Linked DNA regions of Homo sapiens: region 2 is linked to region 1. The links are chromatin loops, found by intact Hi-C in ENCODE. Cell type or tissue: MCF 10A. All regions are shown on one strand. Each heading gives the region's core, and the rest is flanking DNA. Links, peaks and the distances in the headings are about the cores only. Region 1 has its middle 100 kb from the start of TBX5-AS1. Region 2 has its middle 30 kb from the start of LINC02463.

The links. A loop is a pair of places that touch in the nucleus more often than their neighbours do. Peaks named below come from ENCODE experiments on the same cell type or tissue, not always from the same donor. Only the 100,000 strongest peaks of a DNase experiment are listed, where the experiment ranks them.
Region 2: a loop joins it to region 1, with 12 times the contacts of the local background. A loop is called at or near these places in 2 of 110 quality-filtered maps.

What each region holds. Positions count from the first base shown.
Region 1 is chr12:114,504,802-114,513,839 of GRCh38, reverse strand. It overlaps the pseudogene RN7SKP216. Among named protein-coding and RNA genes, the nearest start is that of TBX5-AS1, 100 kb to the right of the region's middle. In MCF 10A, for the core only: a CTCF peak has its summit at 5,134 (motif pointing right); a DNase peak (open chromatin) is centred at 5,139.
Region 2 is chr12:115,911,925-115,920,962 of GRCh38, reverse strand. No RefSeq gene overlaps it. Among named protein-coding and RNA genes, the nearest start is that of LINC02463, 30 kb to the right of the region's middle. In MCF 10A, for the core only: a CTCF peak has its summit at 3,592 (motif pointing right); no DNase peak of the experiment used is centred there.

The DNA.
Region 1 (9,038 bases), core at 775-8,774:
AATTGGTCTGGGGATCTACGGTGGCTTACTTATAGCTGCCAAGTGACACCGGCTGTCAGCTACTCAGCTGGGCGGTTCACCACAGCATCCACACATGGCCTGACCATAGGGCAGTCTCAGGGAAGTTGGGAAGCTGGGTTTCTTATATGGTGGCCCAGGGTGCAAGAAAGAATGTTCCAGCAAATAAGGTGGGAGCTGGTTCACCTCTTAAGACTCAGCCTCAAAAACACACAGCATTAATTCCACTATACCCCATTGATTTTAACAGGGTCACTAAAGTCAGCCCAGATTCAAGGAGAAGTGACATAGAACTCATCACTCGAAGAGAGAGGTGTCAAAGAATTGACAGCCGTTAAACACACACACACACACACCCACACACACACACAAAATTAATATATTTTATATATTTGCATATATTTTACGTAATACATATATATATATAGGCATTGAGTCTTGCTCCATCACACAGGCTGGAGTGCAGTGGCATGACCATAGCTCACTGCAACCTCAAACTTCTGGGCTCAAGCGATCCTCCTGCCTCACCCTCCCAAGTAGCTAGGACTACAGGTATGTATCACCACACCTAGCTAATTTTTAATTTTTCTTGTAGAGATGAAATCTCACTATGTTGTCCAGGCTGGTCTCAAACTCCTGAGTTCAAGCGATCCTCTCACCTCAGCCTCCCAAGTAGCTGGGACCACAGGTGAGTGCCACCACACCTGGCTAATTTTTTGTATTTTTGATAGAGGTGGGGTTTCAACATGTTGCCCAGGCTGGTCTCAAAGTCCTGAGCTCAAGCCATACACCCACCTTGGCCTCCCAAAGTGCTGGGATTACAGGTGTGAGCCACCATGCCCAGCCTAAAAATATTAGCTTTTATCAAAGGGTTTGAGCCCCACTGGTGCTGTCTCCCTTTTATGAAGGGGGAAGTAGGTGCTGTGGTGAACAAGTGAAAACCTGAGATCACACAGCAAGCTAAGAATCAGAGCCAGGACTAAAAACCAGGTCTCCAGGCACCAGGGGCTGTGTCTCTTCCTCAAAGTCTCACGACCCTACAGAGGGAAGTAGAGAAGGTGGCCCCTGGCTCAATTGCCAGACAAACCCCCAGATGACCAGGCCCTCCTTTGACACTGCATCAGGGCTTTCTGCCTCCCATTCATTAACTCAAGAATGCATTTATTCAGCAATACGCTTCCTGGTGACAATGCTTGGACACGAAGATCTTTAGTTTGGGAGGTAGCCAAATTGGAGCTCTTGCCCTCTGAACTCATGTGGGTGAAGGTCTCAAGAGCACCATCTGCTGAGAGAAACTGACAAATGATATGGAAATGGCAATTTCTCAAGCATCTTGGCTCCTCGTCAGGTTGGGAAGTCACATCCTAAAGGTAGAAACCTACACACCCAGCTTGCTGCAAAGACTGGGAGTCTCCATCCAAGGCTCTCTGGTTGGCCAGGCTCAAGGTATTCACTGGTAATTAATATTATATTAATATGTTTGAGCATTTAATCCAGCCATGTGCTTTTTTTTTTTTTTTTTTTTTTTTGTTGAGATAGAATCTCACAGTCGCCCAGGCTGGAGTGCAGTGGCACGATCTCGGCTCACTGCAACCTTCACCTTCACCTCCCGGGTTCAAGCGATTCTTGTGCCTCAGCCTCCTGAGTAGCTGGGATTACAGGCACACACCACCATGCTCAGTTAATTTTTGTATTTTTCATAGAGAATTTGCCGTGTTTCCCAGGCTGGTCTCGAACTCCTGAGCTCGGGCAATCCGCCCGCCTCAGCCTCCTAAAATGCTGGGATTACAGGCGTGAGCCACCGCGCTCGGCCTGCAATGTGCATTTTCTTTCTTTTTTTAATTTTAAAATATTAAATTTTTAAATTATTTTTAAAAAGCTTTTGTGGGTACATAGTAGGTGTATATATTTATGGGGTACATGAGATAGTTTGATACAGGCATACAATACATAATAATCACCTCAGGATAAATGGGGTATAAATCATCTCAAGCATTTATCCTCTCCTTGTGTTACAAACAATCCAATTATACTCTTCTAGTTGTTGTTGTTGTTTTGCCAGTCAGATGGTTTAAATGCGTTCCTTATTTTTCTTCAACTTTTAAGTTCCAGGGTACAGGTGCGGGATATGCAGGTTTGTTACATAGGTAAACATGTGCCACGGTGGTTTTCTGCACAGATCAACCCATCACCTAGGTATTAAGCCCAGTATCCATTAGCTATTTCTCTTGATGCTTTTCCTCCCCCGGCCCCATCTTTTAGTTATTTTGAAATGTACAATAAATTATTGCTGACTGTGGTCACCCTGTTGTGCTATCAAATACTAGATCTTATTCCTTCTATCTAACTCTATGTTCACATCCATTAACCATCCCCAATTTCCATCCACTCCCCACTGCTTTTCCTACCCTCTGGCAACCATCATTCTACCCGCTATCTTCACGAGTACAGTTGTTTTCATGTTAAACTCACATTAATAAGTGAGAACACACAAAGTTTGTCTTTCTGTGCCTGGCTCATTTCACTTAATATAATGATCTCCAGTTCCATCCATGTTGGTGCAAATGACAGGATCTCATTCTTTTTTGTGGCTGAATAGTACTCCATCATGTATGTGTACCACATTTTCTTTATCCATTCGTTTGTTAGCAGATGCTTAAGTTGCTTCAAATTTTGGTGGTCGTGAATAGTGCTGCAATAAACATGGAAGCACAATGTGCATTCAATCTTTACAATAGTAAGTAGCAATATTATTCTCATTTTGTAGATAAAGTGGAGCCATAGAGATTTAAGATCACATGTTCATACAGATTTATATCCGAATTAGCCTGACGCAATATCTCCTTACTATAAACTATGCATCTTGACACTTGATTTTATTCCTTAGAGCATTATAATGCTTATACTGTACACCGCATTCACTTGCCTTATGTTGCTCTCTATTTTTTTTCAAGGATGTCAAACTTCCTCCCAGCCATTCGGGGGTACCTTGAGGTCTGGGACTAAGCTGCTTTTCTCTCGTCTCTGGTGAAGAGATACAAATGAATACTTATTAAACGTAACTCAGAATTAACTATTTATCTCTTTGCTTCTGACATGGAAATGTAGAGAAGTTATAAACTACCTCATACATTTAGATAAATTGTTTTTCTACAAATATTCTATGGGGTTTAAAAATAACAGCAAAAGATACAGCCATCCCTCACAACTGTAATGGCAATAAGGAAATATGCATTCGTGAAATTTATTAATAATTTCCTATCTCCAGAGAGTCAAGAATTTTAACTGTATTGTTTTTCCAGATCTGCTGACAAGTTGCAAACTTCATTTGAGTGGGGCTCCACATTCTCTTCCACTTCACCACTGACAAGACCATTTGCAAACAAATCCAGTCCCACCAATGGGATGTTCTATATGCAATTTTTTAAAATTATACTTTAAGTTCTGGGATACATGTGCAGAACGTGCAGGTTTGTTACATAGGTATACACGTGCCATGGTGGTTTGTCGCACCCATCAACCCGTCGTCTACATTAGGTATTTCTTAAATGCAATTTTAAAATCTAGTTCCCAGAGACCATAATTCCATCTTTTCTCTTTTGTGCCTTCGTTCCTCCAAGGAGTAGACTAGTGTGGGAAACAGAGCTAAATTAAGGATTAGAATACCTGGTCTCTTTGATTTTTTTTTTAAATCTTCTTTTAAACTATAAAAAATATTCTTTAAAAATTATAAATACATATATTCAGAAAATGTGTAGCTCAATGACCTACTGCAAAATCAACACCCACATAACCACCACTGAGGATTTGTGTGAGACACCGGGAAAGTCACTTGAGTGACCAGTGTCCCCAGCTGTTTGAAAAGGATCTTCTTAAACCATAGTACGTTTTATTTATTTATTTATCTAATTTTATTTTTTAAGTTCCGGGGTACATGTTCAGGATGTGTGGGTTTGTTACATAGGCAAACGTTCGCCATGGTGGTTTGCTGCACCTATCAACCCATCACTTAGGTGTTAAGCCCAGCATGCATTAGCTCTTTTTCCTAATGCTCTCACCCCACCCCATCCTCCCCCGACAGTCCCCAGCATGTATTGTTCCCTTCCCTGTGTCCATGTGTTCTCATTGTTCAGCTCCCACTTATAAGTGAGAACGTGGCGTTTGATTTTCTGTTCCTGCGTTAGTTTGCTGAGGATAATGGCTTTCAGCTTCATCTATGTCCCTGCAAAGGACATGTTCTCATTCCTTTTTCTGGCTGTATAGTATTCCGTGGTATATATGTACCACATTTCTTTCTTCAGTCTGTCATTGATTGATGGCCATTTGGGGTGTTTCTATGTCTTTGCTATCGTGAATAGTGCTGCAATGAACATGGGTGTGCATGTGTATTTATAAGAGAATGATTTATATTCCTTTGGATATATACCCAGTAATGGGATTGCTGGGTCAAATGGTATTTCCGGTTCTAATCATAATATGTTGTTTTTAATTACTACCTCCTACTCCATGAGTTGGATGAACTATAATTTATCAATGTCTGTATTGTTGGCCCGTTAGGTGGTTGTTTTCTTCTTTATTACGAATAACCTTCTAAGAAGTAGCTTGTTCCTCAATCTTGTTCATATTCATAGTGATTCCTTAGGAAAAACTCCTAGAAAATGAATTTCTAGGTCAAAATGGAATGATTTTAGAGCCTTCGCAAGGCACACAATTAGTATGAAGAAGAAAAAAATGTTCTATTACCCGAGTCTATTTTGCCAAATAAATTTGAGTAATAGAAAACATTTACTCATTGAATGAAGATGCTGTTTTTGGGAACAGACAATCCAGAGGGAAGCATGCAGGCAAAGAATGGTCTACGTTGGAGGTAAAAATATTTCAAGTTGCCATTTTCAAAAATTGTAGTTTAGTTCAAACGCTCTTGCTTCCACAAGAGGCTTTGAAACAGTTTAACATGAAAGCACCAGCATCATGAAGTCTAAAGCCACTCCAAGCAGAGCACAGTGGCCACAGCCAAGTTGCAAAATTGCTTTTTAAAAGCACTCAACACCCAGCTCATGGTGAAAAATGTCTTTTAATGTCCAGCCAAGACTCGGCCGCTAGAGGGCACTAACAATACATATTTCCAGGCAGTACCAACACCGCATGAACCGAGGTTGGTTTTCTGTCCCTTTCCATCCCATCAGCCAGAAACACAAAAGGACAATGGCCCTGCAAGCTGCCCCAAACCAGTGGAAATCTTCTAGCAAATAGGCCAGAACCTTTGCTGCCATGGGTCTTCTATCTTCCAAATTCTGATAACTTTAATATTCTGTGAAAAAACGTGTAGCTTTAACCATGAGAGGAAATCTATCAGCATATGGGGGGAGAAACAGACTTTGCTCAAAATAACCTGTGGCTTTTTGAACAAAGTTTTTGATGACTTTTTTCACTTCTGATGAATCAGATTCACTACTGAGTGACATAACCCTCATCAATTTCCTCTTTCTGCACCATTTGGCTTCCAAGGAGGTACTCTTGGCTTTTATTTCCTGCATGTTAAAGGAAATTTAGTAAGATTGATGGCTTAATGTGTAGCCAAATATCATACAACCTATAACCGGAGTGTTTTGTAACTATTAATAATTAATATGAGATGGGTACCCTAGTGGGTGATGTGCTTATTCTTGGCATCCCTAAAAGAAACTCCAAATCTCCAGGCTCTTTGAGCTGAGAGATAGGTGATAAATGGTAATGAATTAGAAGAATTAAATGCTTTCTAAGTCCCGCAGTGTTGGGGTTGCTAACACTGTATTTGTATAATGCTAGCATCTGTATCTGTTTGCTGTTTCTCTCAACAAAACACACACCTGGCTTCACTGAGGAGGACAGAAATGCCCTTAGACATTTATCCTATACCTCAAACCAAAGTAGGCTCTCTCTGAGCAGTCTAAGCTGTCTTATTGACCAGGCTTCAGATTCCGATCCTGGCTTCAAAGAAAATTCGGCTCCTCCGTGAGCAGAGGGGAGAGGAAGAAATCAGTCATTGGCTTTAAATTGCCCTGTAGCCTTTATTCTTAATTGAAAAGGTGCCTGGAATGCTAATGTTCCCCCCCCAACATTAGGCCTAAAGAAGAGGTACAAGTAAAGGAATTTGAGTCCAGTTTTGAAAATGGAGGTGCATAATCATTCATGACCCCCATTTTAGCAAATGAAGTTACCCCACATTCAGAAAATATCTTCTTGGTTGCCTCTTTGGCTACAAAGACATATGTCTTCTTTTTAATGGTCTCTTCATTTATCCTCAATGAGTTTCTGCACCTCTGAGCTTGAGTCTTTTTGGTTATCAGCAAACCACAGGAGCCTGATAATTTTGGAAGGGGCACATTCCGATGAGAAAGCACCTATCTCCATAACTTTCCGCTGCGGAAGAAGAAGAAAATGCCTTGGCAAAGATAAATGACTCTGGTTTTCATTCAGATCCAACATCCATCTTGGCAAAAACTAAAATCAGTTTGCAGGGATTAAAAACGTGGCATGGAGGTTAGACAGTCATTCCAGCAGACAAAGGTCTGTGAAAAGATAAGCCTAATTCTTTGGAAAATGAGACACATTGACTGCTAATATCTTGACTTTCTTCACATCCTTTTTTTCTCTTAAGAGAAGTTTCTCCTCTATGCTTTCCTTTTCTTGCTTGAATGTTTATCCATGGAAATGCTGGGTTATTTAAACCAATAACAAATCTCTAATATTGCTCTTGGCCGAAAACTTCTGAGAGAGGATGTGACAGAGACTTTCTTCAGAAAACAAGCACGTGAACTTCCAAGATGCCAGGCAGTACCTTAGACCCCATTAGAGCACAAAGAGAAAGAAACACATTTAATCAAAGAGCCTTTTCCCACACCCTCTCCTTTCCCCTGCTCAGTGTTTTGAATCCGCTGAGTGTTGTGTCAACGTTGGTTCCTAAGTTTGTGGTTTGTCAGAAGGGTTCAAAGGCAGCGTCTGATATTTGGATGTAGTATAACTCAATGGAATGTCTTGATCGTGTCTCAGAAATGCACTGCCATGAGGCAACAGGTCAGTGATGGAGGCCAGAAAAATAAAAGACTGCCCAGATTATTGGGGGAAGTTTACTCTCAAGACGGGGCATCACAACCACCAGGCTGAGGAAGTCCTCTCTGTATTGCTGGCTTTTCTCCTGCTCTTTCTTGGATGCATTTGTGTGTTTAAATCTTCTAAGATCTCTGGTCTTAGAGACCCAGAACTTGACAGTAAAAACTTACTTTGGATCAGAGAAGTTCCCAATGTATGGGCTACAGAGAATTTTAACATAAATTTAAAATGTAGTGCATTTTCACCTAGTGTGGACGCTTAAAACTGAATGCCAATAAGTCTCCTGGGATCTGGATACAAATGATAGAGGAAAGGGCTATTAAAACTTTGTGTAGGGTCAGGTAGATATTTAACGCTGAATTAAAGATGGGTAAACAAAAGCCTGAGATGCACACATAGAATCTAGAGAGATCAAGTGGCTTGCCCAGGGGCACTTTATAACTGGTAGTGATGATGGTGGTGATGGTGATGGTGGTGATTATGGTGGTAATTATGGTGTTGATGATGATAGTGGTGCTGATGACAGTAACAATGATAGTAGTGATGGCTGGTTTTAGTGCTGATGATGGTGGTGATTGTGGTGATGGCGGTGATGGTGATGATGGTGTTGGTGAGGTGGGGGTGAGGTTATGGTGATGGTAGGGATGATGGAAGCAGTGGTAGTGATGATAATTGTGTTGTGGTGGTAGTGGTAGTCGATATGATGATGGTCTGGGGGTGATAGTAGTTATGGTGGCAGTGGTGGTTGTGATGACGGAGGTGGAGGTGATGATAAAGACTAGATTTCCAAATCTGAAGGTTCCTAGTACCTATATCTCTTAGACCTTTAACCTGCTATGTTTTATCAAAGGATGTTGGAGTCAACATCTGCCACCCCATTGATCACCAGAGTTGATTTGGCTGATCTGGCTGGTTATGTGGGTGTCCCCTTCCTCCTTCACCACTCAATGGGCATTCCTTCCAAAGCTGCCCGCTCAGTCAAAGAAGACAACTTTAACTGATAGTAGACTTGTAGGAGAGCACACAGAATGTTGTAAGGGTGTTGTCAAGTTTTAATGTTTAATGTGTCAAGTTTATTGTATTTTTTCATGATAAAAATAATAAAACTCATTGAAGTATATGTGAAAAATATATAAAAGTTAAAGGATAAATAGCAGGTATATCTGAGAGGCACAATTTCAGGGCATGTTTGCTTCTGGTTTTCAATATGTATGTTTTGGAGGACAATTTTTTTTTTTTTACCACATATTGGTTTTGTTTTTGTGATCCAGAAAAAGAAAGAATTTGGAGTGTCAATAAGAGCCCTTATTGTAATGCTTCTCTGACACAATAGTGTCTATATAATTACTCCGATATTGTAAATGAGAAAACCGAGAGTCTAATTTGCCCCGGTATCCTACCGAGAATAAATGGCAGGGCCAGAATTCAAACCCAGGTCTCCGTAACTCCAAAGTCATGCTCGTATCCAATGTATGTCACTGTCTCCCGAGGGTGGCCCTTTAGGTCATCACAGAAACACTGTCCCCAAGGATGACAACTCAAGGATGTGAGGGCGACCTGGCTGCAACATCTGCCACCCCATTGATCACCAGGGTTGACTTGGCTGATCTGGCTGGCTAGGTGAGTGTCCCCTTCCTCCCCCACCACTCAATGTGCATTCCTCCCAAAGCTGCCCACACAGTCAAAGAAGATGACTTTTACCGATAGAAGAGGGCTGTTCTTAGCCAAGGGTGTAGGAGTAGCAGCTCTCCCCTCCTAGAACCTCCAGACAAGCCCTCCAGAAGCCTTACAATGTGGTCTTCTGATAGTTTTTATAATTCAGGCTTCTCAGACCAACTCATCCTGAGTTTTGTTCCAAAGCAAATGTTGCTTTAGCAAGATTCTAGTGAACTTGGGGTCTAGTCTTCCTGGAATCATAGTCTTTTAAG
Region 2 (9,038 bases), core at 247-8,246, 1.4 Mb before region 1:
AACCTTCAAGAACCACTGGTGCATTGGAATAAGCAGTGGCCTGGAAGATTCACGATATTTGGGTTCTAGTCCCTGGCTCTCCCTCTATGTCAGTATCTGGTTTGGGGCAAACCATATCACTTCTGAGTCTCAGTTTCTTCATCTATAAAATGAAGATGTTTTAGTCAATATTTTATTCATTTGCAAATACGTCTTTGCTAGGCATGGGGAATTCAGTGATGAACAAGAAACATACTGACTGTTTCCTTAACATACAAACTTAGTGTAGCACAAGAAACTCAATTTTAGCTTAGATAGACTAGGAGTTTTAAAGTATGAGCAAGTCATGGGGCTTTTGTATATTAAAAACAGCAGGGATCCCTGCACAAAGAACAAATATGCAAAATATTTACGATGAAATAGTTGAGACATACCAAAAGTTCAGAGAATAACACAATGATTATTCATGTGTCTCAGCTTAAGAGATAAGTTAAAAAGATCCACTTAAAATTCACTTTCAGGTCTTATTCTCTTCATCCATTCCTCCCTGTCTCTGGAGGTAGCCATTGTACTGTGTGTATTATTTGCATATCTATTTTTATATATATATTTTTTGAGATGGAGTCTTGCTCTATCGCCCAGGCTGGAGTGCAGTGGTGCAATCTTGGCTCACTGCAAGCCCCGCCTCCTGGGTTCACGCCATTCTCCTGCCTCAGCCTCCCGAGTAGCTGGGACTACAGGTGCCCACCACCATGCCCAGCTAATTTTTTATATTTTTAGTAGAGATTGGGTTTCACCGTGTTAGCCAGGATGGTCTCGATCTCCTGACCTCGTGATCCGCCCGCCTCGGCCTCCCAAAGTGCTGGTATTACGGGCATGAGCCACCATGCCTGGCCCTATTTTTGTATTTTTATTACATATTCTGCATCTGTAAGATTTATACACCAGTTGCAGTCATTTATACTTCATGTGAATAAGGTAGATATAGCTTCCTGCAACTTGATTTCTGCACACAAGACTATGTTTCTGAGGTATCCGTGTAGATATATGTGGCTTTGGTTCATTTACTTTACAGTTCCATGTAGCATTCTCCTGTTTCAAAACAACACAATATAGTCATCCATTCTCCTGTTGATCATTTGTGTTGCTTCTATATTCCAAGAGGACTGCAATCAATGTAGCAAGGTAGAAGTCTCTTCTACCTAACTTCTCTAGAAGTTTCTCCTAGAAACTTAAGAGTGGAATTGCTAAATCACAGAATGCTCATTTTCAATTTACACAGTCAAGTTTTAATGATATTCATAAGTCAAATGGCCAGAAGAATGAAATGTGTAGCATTTTGTCTGTAAGCTTTGTTAATTAAAGTGGATCAGAAATAGTAAGTCATAAAGATAACGATGGTGAAGATTTCAAGATGTGGATTAGAATTAGGACTGGCATGAAAATGTTGTGGAATGTATAATCCAAGACTCTCAGCATTTTATGTTGATTGTTCTTTGGGTCACAGTAAATGCCCATGTATAAATATCCATGTAGGGTGATCAACTGTCCCAGTTTGCTCAGAAGTTAAGGTTCTTCTGGGACATGGGACGTTCAATGCTAAAATCAGGAGAGCCCTAGGTTGCTATTTCTCTAGTTGATACCATCTGTTCTCTTGGCTTTTTGGTGTGGAACATGACTCTTCATGAGAAAAAACCACATTCTTATAGAATGAAGATGAGACATTCATTCTGAGATAAAGAAGAAATAGGCAATGTAATAGGCAATGTAAAAGGTGAAAAGAAAAATCAGTGGCTTCAACTAAAGTACTGTTTCCAGACACATGGGTCATACAAAATCGCCTGGGTAGCTTGTTAAAAACACATTTATAGGCTCCTCTGGACTTTTCTTCCTTGATCAGAGGTTCTCAATCTTCAGAGGGCATCAGAATCACCTGGAGGGAAGTTAAAACACAGGAAAGGACCTGTAATTCCCACGTGTTGAGGGAGGGAAGTGATTGGATCATGGGGGTGGTTCCCCCATGGTGTTCTCGTGATAGTGAGTGAGTTCTCACGAGAGCTGATAGTTTTAAAGTCTGGCACGTCCTCCTTCTTGCACTCACGTTCTTCTGCTGCCTTGTGAAGAGGGTGCCTGCTTCCCCTTCGCCTTCCACCATGATTGTAAGTTTCCTGAGGCCTCCCCAGCCAGGTGGAACTGTGAGTCTATTAAACCTCTTTCCTTTATAAATTACCCAGTCTTGGGTATTTCTTTATAGCAGTGCGAACACAGATTAATGCATAAAGCTGCTCAGGATGAATCCTACAGCTTACTGTGTCTCCTAAAAATTGCAAATCACCTCCATTTCCTCATTTTATCACAGCAGGTTGAAATAATTTGTTTAAACATCAACCTGCCCTTTGCTGTTCACGGGTGGCCTTTATCTTTGTAAGCGTATTCCAGCCCGAGACTGCAATACTGGAACAGGGTCTGTGCTTAGTAAACCTTCTTTGGTTTCATCAATCAGTGACTTGGGAGCTGGTTCCGGGCAAGTTCCAGCTGAGGCAGATGATGTAGAAGATGGTGGTGGGTCATGTGAGCTCCATCAGCCTGCCTTGGGTGGGTGTGTTTTGAGAATCCTCTTGCAAAAGTTCTGTCCTAGAACTTGGGTGAACCCCTATTACCAAGACAAGTCCTCTGAGCTTAACTTGCCCTGAAGATCCTGACATCTCTGTAGCGGTCTAGCTTGGTTTCCTGACTCAATCCCTCTGTGACTTAATTTTTTCCCTGTACAAAACTGGAGCTCAGTGGGGATAGGGATTCATTCCTCTAGCATGCTTTCAAAAGCTCAAATATCTCCTCTACTACCCTCCACTTATCTCAAATGTCCACCATTATGGATTCATTCCTTTGTGTTTGTCTTGGGGGGCTGGGATGTGGAGGATTGAAAGAGCTCCTGAGAAAGGAAGACTTCTCCAGTCTTCCTGGTCTGGTTAGATATTCTCACAAGATTAGGAGCACCTCAAGGAATATGTCTCATTGCCATTGTGCATTTTATACTTAGCACAGCCCTTGGCACATAAAAGCTGCTCAGGAAAAGTTTGTTGAATGAATAAATGATTCTCAGAAACCCACAGCAGATGTGTCTGGAGAGAATCCCTCTAGATCACCACCACAGTCTATAAAATAGGGCAGATCCCTTTCGTTCCAGGCCTGTTCCAACGTAACAGTGACAGCGTGGAAGGAAGGTCTCACCTGGTCTCTGCAAACTTCATACCATATCCCACTCTGCTCAAGTTTCCTGGTCAATTTCACTTCCTCCAAAGAGCGGGGCTCCTTCCTATCTCCAGGCCTTTGCACAGGCTGTTTCTGATGCTTGGATTAGTTCCACTCCCATCCCATGGAGAGTTTCTTAGCTTCTTTTAAGTTGGCTGGGATCTCCCCAACTAAAATTATTCTGTGTCTGAAAAAGAAATGATGCAACCTGCATTTTTTTCTTTGCTTAATTTCTCTGCCTGAAAGTCCCGGACACCTGGCGCGATACCTGCAGGGCGCATAGTGAGGGGCTGAGTGATGAATGGGCTGAATGGAAGCAGGTGGTGGGAGCGGAGGGTGTGTCCTTCCACGGACGGCCAGCAGGTGTCGCCACAGACCGGGAAGAGGCGAAGCGGCGCGGCTTCACCTGGCGGCGGCCCTACCTGGAGGCTGCCGCGCTCCGCCCGCCCAGCCCCGCGCGAAGCCGAGAGCCCGGGCGCTGGCGTGGTCCGGGCAATTGGGAAAGCAGTGCCCGGAGCCACGGGCAGGGGAGATGAAAGGCGGGCGGCGGGCGTGGGCGGTCAGCAGCACCAGGTGAGGCCAGGACCGCGCTGAGTCGGGGCCCCCGGGCCGCGGGGTTGGGGTGGGGACAGCCTCGCGCTGGGGCGCCTCTCCTCCCTTGTGCTTGGTCCCCACAAAACTCCCGAGATGATTTCCCGCGGGCCCAGAGTCACAGCGGCCTTCACTCATCACGCCGTGTATGCCCGGCGTTTGCTATTCCAGCCTCGCGGCCACTCGCTGAGGTCGGTGCTTTGCTTACCTCCGTTTTACAGACGCACCAATAGAGGATCAGAGAGGGGAGGTCACTTGCTCACGATCACACAACACCCAGTTAGCAAGTTGTAGAGTGGGGATTTGAACCTGGGTCGGCCTCCAGAGGCTAAGCTCTTATCCTGGGTGTCCCCCTGTTTGACCTTAAAGTTCTGACCTCCTGTAAGTCATGCCCTATTTTTACTGTAATTTCTATTTTTCTTTTCCATCCCTCCCTCCCTCCCTGCTTGCTTTGTTTTTTAAAATGTTGTGGTAAAAGACACATAGCATAGAGATTCCGATTTTCACCATCTCGTTTGTCTGAGACAGGGTCTTGCTCTGTTGCCCAGGCTGGACAGCAGTGGTGGATCTCAGCTCACTGCAGCCTCTGCCTCCCGGGTTCAACTGATTCTCCTGCCTCAGCTTCCAGAGTAGCTGAGACTACAGGTGCCCACCACCATGCCTGGCTAATTTTTGTATTTTTTGGTAGAGATGAGGTTTTGCCATGTTGGCCAGGTTGGTCTCGAACTCCTGACCTCAAGTGATCCGCCTGCCTTGGCCTCCCAAAGTGCTGGGATTACAGGTGTGAGCCACCGTGCCCGGCCCCATTTTCACCTTCTTAAAGCATACAGTTCAGCACATTCAGTGTTGTGCAACTATCACCACTATCTAGTTTCCCAACATTTTCATTTCCCCCAAAAGGAAACCCTGTACCCCATTCTCCTCTCCTCCCAGTCCCTGGCAACTGCTCATCTGCTTCCTCTCTCCATGGATTTGCCTATTCTGGATATTTAATTTAATTTATTTTTTGGCTCAATACCCTCATCCTGTCTCAGGCTATCCCCGTGGTATCACAAGAGGCCAGAAAGTGGGAATCCTCAGACCAGTGGTTCCCAAACTTTGTTTCACTTTTGGAATCACCTGGAGACCATTAAAAAAAAATGGCTGGGTGTGGTGGCAGCACCTGTAGTCCCAGCTACTCTGAGGTGGGAGGATCACTTGAATCCAGGAGGTCGAGGCTGCAGTGAACCGTGATTGCGCTGCTGCACTCCAGCCCGGGCCACAGAGTAAGACATTGTCTCAAACAAAACAAAGCAAAGCTGTGCTTGCCTTCCACCCATCGACATTCTGATTTAATTGGCCTGTGATCGGACCAGGACATCAAGACTTTTAGCAGGTCCTCAGGTATTTCTAATGCACGGCAGCATCTGCAGACCCTCATACCTCAGAGCCTTGCAGCTCTGAGACTTTGCATCCCTTTTACAGGTGGGTAAGCTGAGGCCCAGGGTGGGAGAGGACTTGCCCAGGTTCACACAGGATGTTTGTGGCTGAACTAAGATTGGCACATAGTATTTTTGTTTGCTTTGTATTAATATTATTTTTGATGGACAAATCGTAATTATATACATTTACAGGGAACACAGTATTCTTTTACCCCACTGATGCCCTCTTACCCTCTTCCTGCCTCTCTAGCTATTTAACCTCTTTGTGCCCATTTTTTTCCTCCTCTGTAAACTGAGGGTCTTAATGGTTCCTACTGGTAGGTTTATTGTGCTGATCAACTGAGATTATGTCTGCGAAGTGCTTAGCACCGTGCTTGGGTTATAGCAAATGATATTCATCGATTGTTTTGCATGGGGTGGGCAGGGGGTAGAAGTGAATGGATGCCTGAAAGACCATGAGCTCATTGAGGAAAAGGACTGAGATTCTTCTCTCTGCATACTTGGCATTCAGTGTAGACCTTGCCATTTAACAGAAGTTTTTTCAATATGGAAAGAGGCTCTTGGTTGAGATCACACGCTCCTGTCTGCCTTTGCTCAGGCTGGGCCCCTTTCCTGGAATGCCCTTGCCTCTCCTTTCTCCCCCTACCCTCCCACTCTTCAAGGCCCAGGGCATTGGGACCCACTATATCAGGCCAGCCTGCAGCGACTGAGGATCCCACTCTTTATATAGTTGTGTGCGTGTGTGTGTGCACGTGTGTGTCCTGTTTCTATCACCTGACTCCATTGTTTTAGGAACCAGCCCATGTCTCCTGTACGTCTCTGTGTCAGGCATGAGGCTAGGCACACAGTCGGCATCTGCTAGGTACCACCTGAGGCCTTGATGACCTTCAGCTCCTGGGGAAGTTGAGGATGGGGATCCTCGGTGTCTCTAATATTCCCCCTTCCCCATAAGTGCATCCCAGGGAAGAAGATTGTTGTGGGCACCCCCGGCCACCCCACTCTGCTTGCTTGTAAAATCCCATTGTTGGGGAAAGGAGTCTCTATTCAACAAATGGCGCTGGGATTGCTGGCTGCCATGTGCAGAAGAGCAAAACTGGACCCCTACATTTCACCATATAAACCAACGCAAGGTGGATGAAATATTTAAATGTAAGACCTCAAACTATAAAAATCCTGGAAGAAAACCCAGGAAATACCCTTTTTGACATTGGCCTTGGCAAAGAATTTTTACCCATTCGCTGGCTGTGGGAACCCATATGACCCAGTTCTGGCCAATGGGAGTCAATGCCAGCTGCTCTGAGAAATTCTGGGAAATGTCCTTTCTCTCCTCTCCCCACTGCATTTAAGAGGCTGACAGTCGTGGCTGGAGCTGAGTCTGAGTTGAAGCCACCAGAATGGCAGTAACGTCAATCCCGAGCTCTGGCATTCTTGAGGTGCAGAAAGCCTTGGATGGCCCACTTCAGACTTATTATTCAGGAAAATCCAACCCCATGGCTGAAGGCACTCATGGTGAGGTGTCTGTCTGCAGCTGAACACTTCCTAACCGTTAGGACCATTCCCAACCTGCTCTTTCCCTATTTAAAGACAGAAGGAAGGGCAGACACTCAGGGTGAATTTCCTAATGTTCTTCTCATTGATCTTGGAGTAAAACCTCCAAGGAACTGGAGGTACCTAGTGATGTTACCCTCTAGGGTTTATTTTTATTTTATTTTATTTTTTGAGATGGAGTCTCGCTCTGTCACCCAGGCTGCATGGAATGCAGTGGCACGATCTCCGCTCACTGCAACCTCCACCTCCCGGGTTCAAGCGATTCTCTTGCTTCAGCCTCCCAAGTAGCTGGGATTACAGGTGCCTGCCGCCATGCCCAGCTAATTTTTGTATTTTTAGTAGAGATGGGGTTTCACCATGTTGGCCAGGCTAGTCTCGAACTCCTGACCTCAAGTGATCCTCCCACCTTGGCCTCCCAAAGTGCTGAGATTACAGGTGTGTGCCACCACACCTGGCCACCCTCTAGGTCTTATGTCCACAAGTAATAATAATACTGATAAAGGTTAACATCTTCAACACTTCCTCTGTGCCAGCACTTTGTGTGGATTATTTTATTTGATGCTCACTCCTTCCCATAACCATCCCATGGAAGCTGTTTGTATCCTCATTTTTACAGATGAGGAAGCTAAGACTCAGGGAATGTTTGTAATTTGGTGGTTGAGAGATTGTTTTTTGTTTCCTGCAGCAGACGGAGCCTCATTTCCATTATGAATCGGTCTCCCTCACATCTCAAACACCCTGGCTCATCTCTTCATCACCCTCATCCCCTGATGTGCTTTTCTTGCATGTGGTAGGTGCTCCATAGGTGTCTTTGAGAACTGTCACACCTACTGACAGGTCACCCCCTGTGATTCACCCTCTGCTTTCTTCTGTCACCAGCCATTCACCAGTAAGTGTATGCTGAACTCAAAGGTCTCTTTTAAATGTTCTGTGTGTGTGTGTGGTGGGGTGGAGGTGGAGAAATGGGCCTTATCCTTAGTAAAAATACCAGCTACTGTTTGTCAAGGGCTTGCTGAGGCCAGACACTGGGCTTTACATCCTTTTGTTTGCTGTTGTTTAATGCCTGCAATAGCTCTGGGAAGTCTTTCAAGAAATCAAGGCTCTGTGAGGACATATGATTTGTTCAGAGTCACCCAGAGTGGATTTGGACTGAGGCATATGCAGCTAGAGCCTGTGTCTTAACCTGGAGCAGAGGACGTAGCCATGCACACAGTCAGCATGTCCCTAACCAGAGGGGAAGCTCCTTCCTCTTTAAGGGAAACTTCCCTGGGGTGGAGATACCTGAGTTGAGTCTTGAAGGATGGGCAGGACTCCCATACGTGGGGAAGGGAAGAGAAGTTTTCACAAGAGAAAGGAAGGAAGGAAGGGCTTGGGCAAATGCATGGAGATGAGATAGTGTGTAGCTTTTTGGGGACTGGGGATTATAACTAGAAACCAGAGCAGCTGGTCCCAATGTACTGCTTACTTGTAAGAGTTACTGATTAGAAAGCTGGCACCATGGACTGAATTGCACCCACCCCTAGTTCATAGGTTGAGTATGTTGGACTTTACCCTTAATGTGGTGGCTTTAGAGATGGAGCTTTTGGGAGGTGATTAGGGTTAGATGAACTCATGAGAGTAGGGGATTTTAAGAACAGGAAGAGATCTCTCTCTGCATATGCACTGAAAATAGGCCACAAGAAGACGGCCATCTGCAAGCCAGGAAGAGAGCCCTCACCAGAGACTGACCCTGCAGACACCTTGATCTTGGACTTCCAGCCTCCAGAACTGTGAGAAAATAAATGTCTGTAGTTTAAGCCACTTGGTGTATGGTACTTTGTTAATGGCTGCCTGAGTAGACTTAGGTGACTTCTGTCTTGTGATGTCATAGGCTTCTGAAGGCACTGCCTAGATGGATGCCAATTCTTCTGGCTCCTTTTAAACGCAAAACCCATCCCACAGCAGCACAGCTGCTTAGATGAAGCTGATGGCCTCTTTGGAGAGTGGAGGTGGGCAGGACAGCTGTTAATTCTGGGGGACTGATTTCCCTCAATGAGAATTTATTGAGCACTTACTATGTGTTAGGCACAGAGCTTGCCTTTGCAGAACTCATAATCTGGTAGCAGGGGAGCCATGAAAATGATTCCTCATGTCAATATCATCATATGTGATGCCACTTAGCAAGCACCTGCTCTGGGCAATGGTGCTGTGTGCTTTGCAAACCTGTATCTCATTGAATCCTTCTGGCAGCCTTACAGGTAGAGGGTT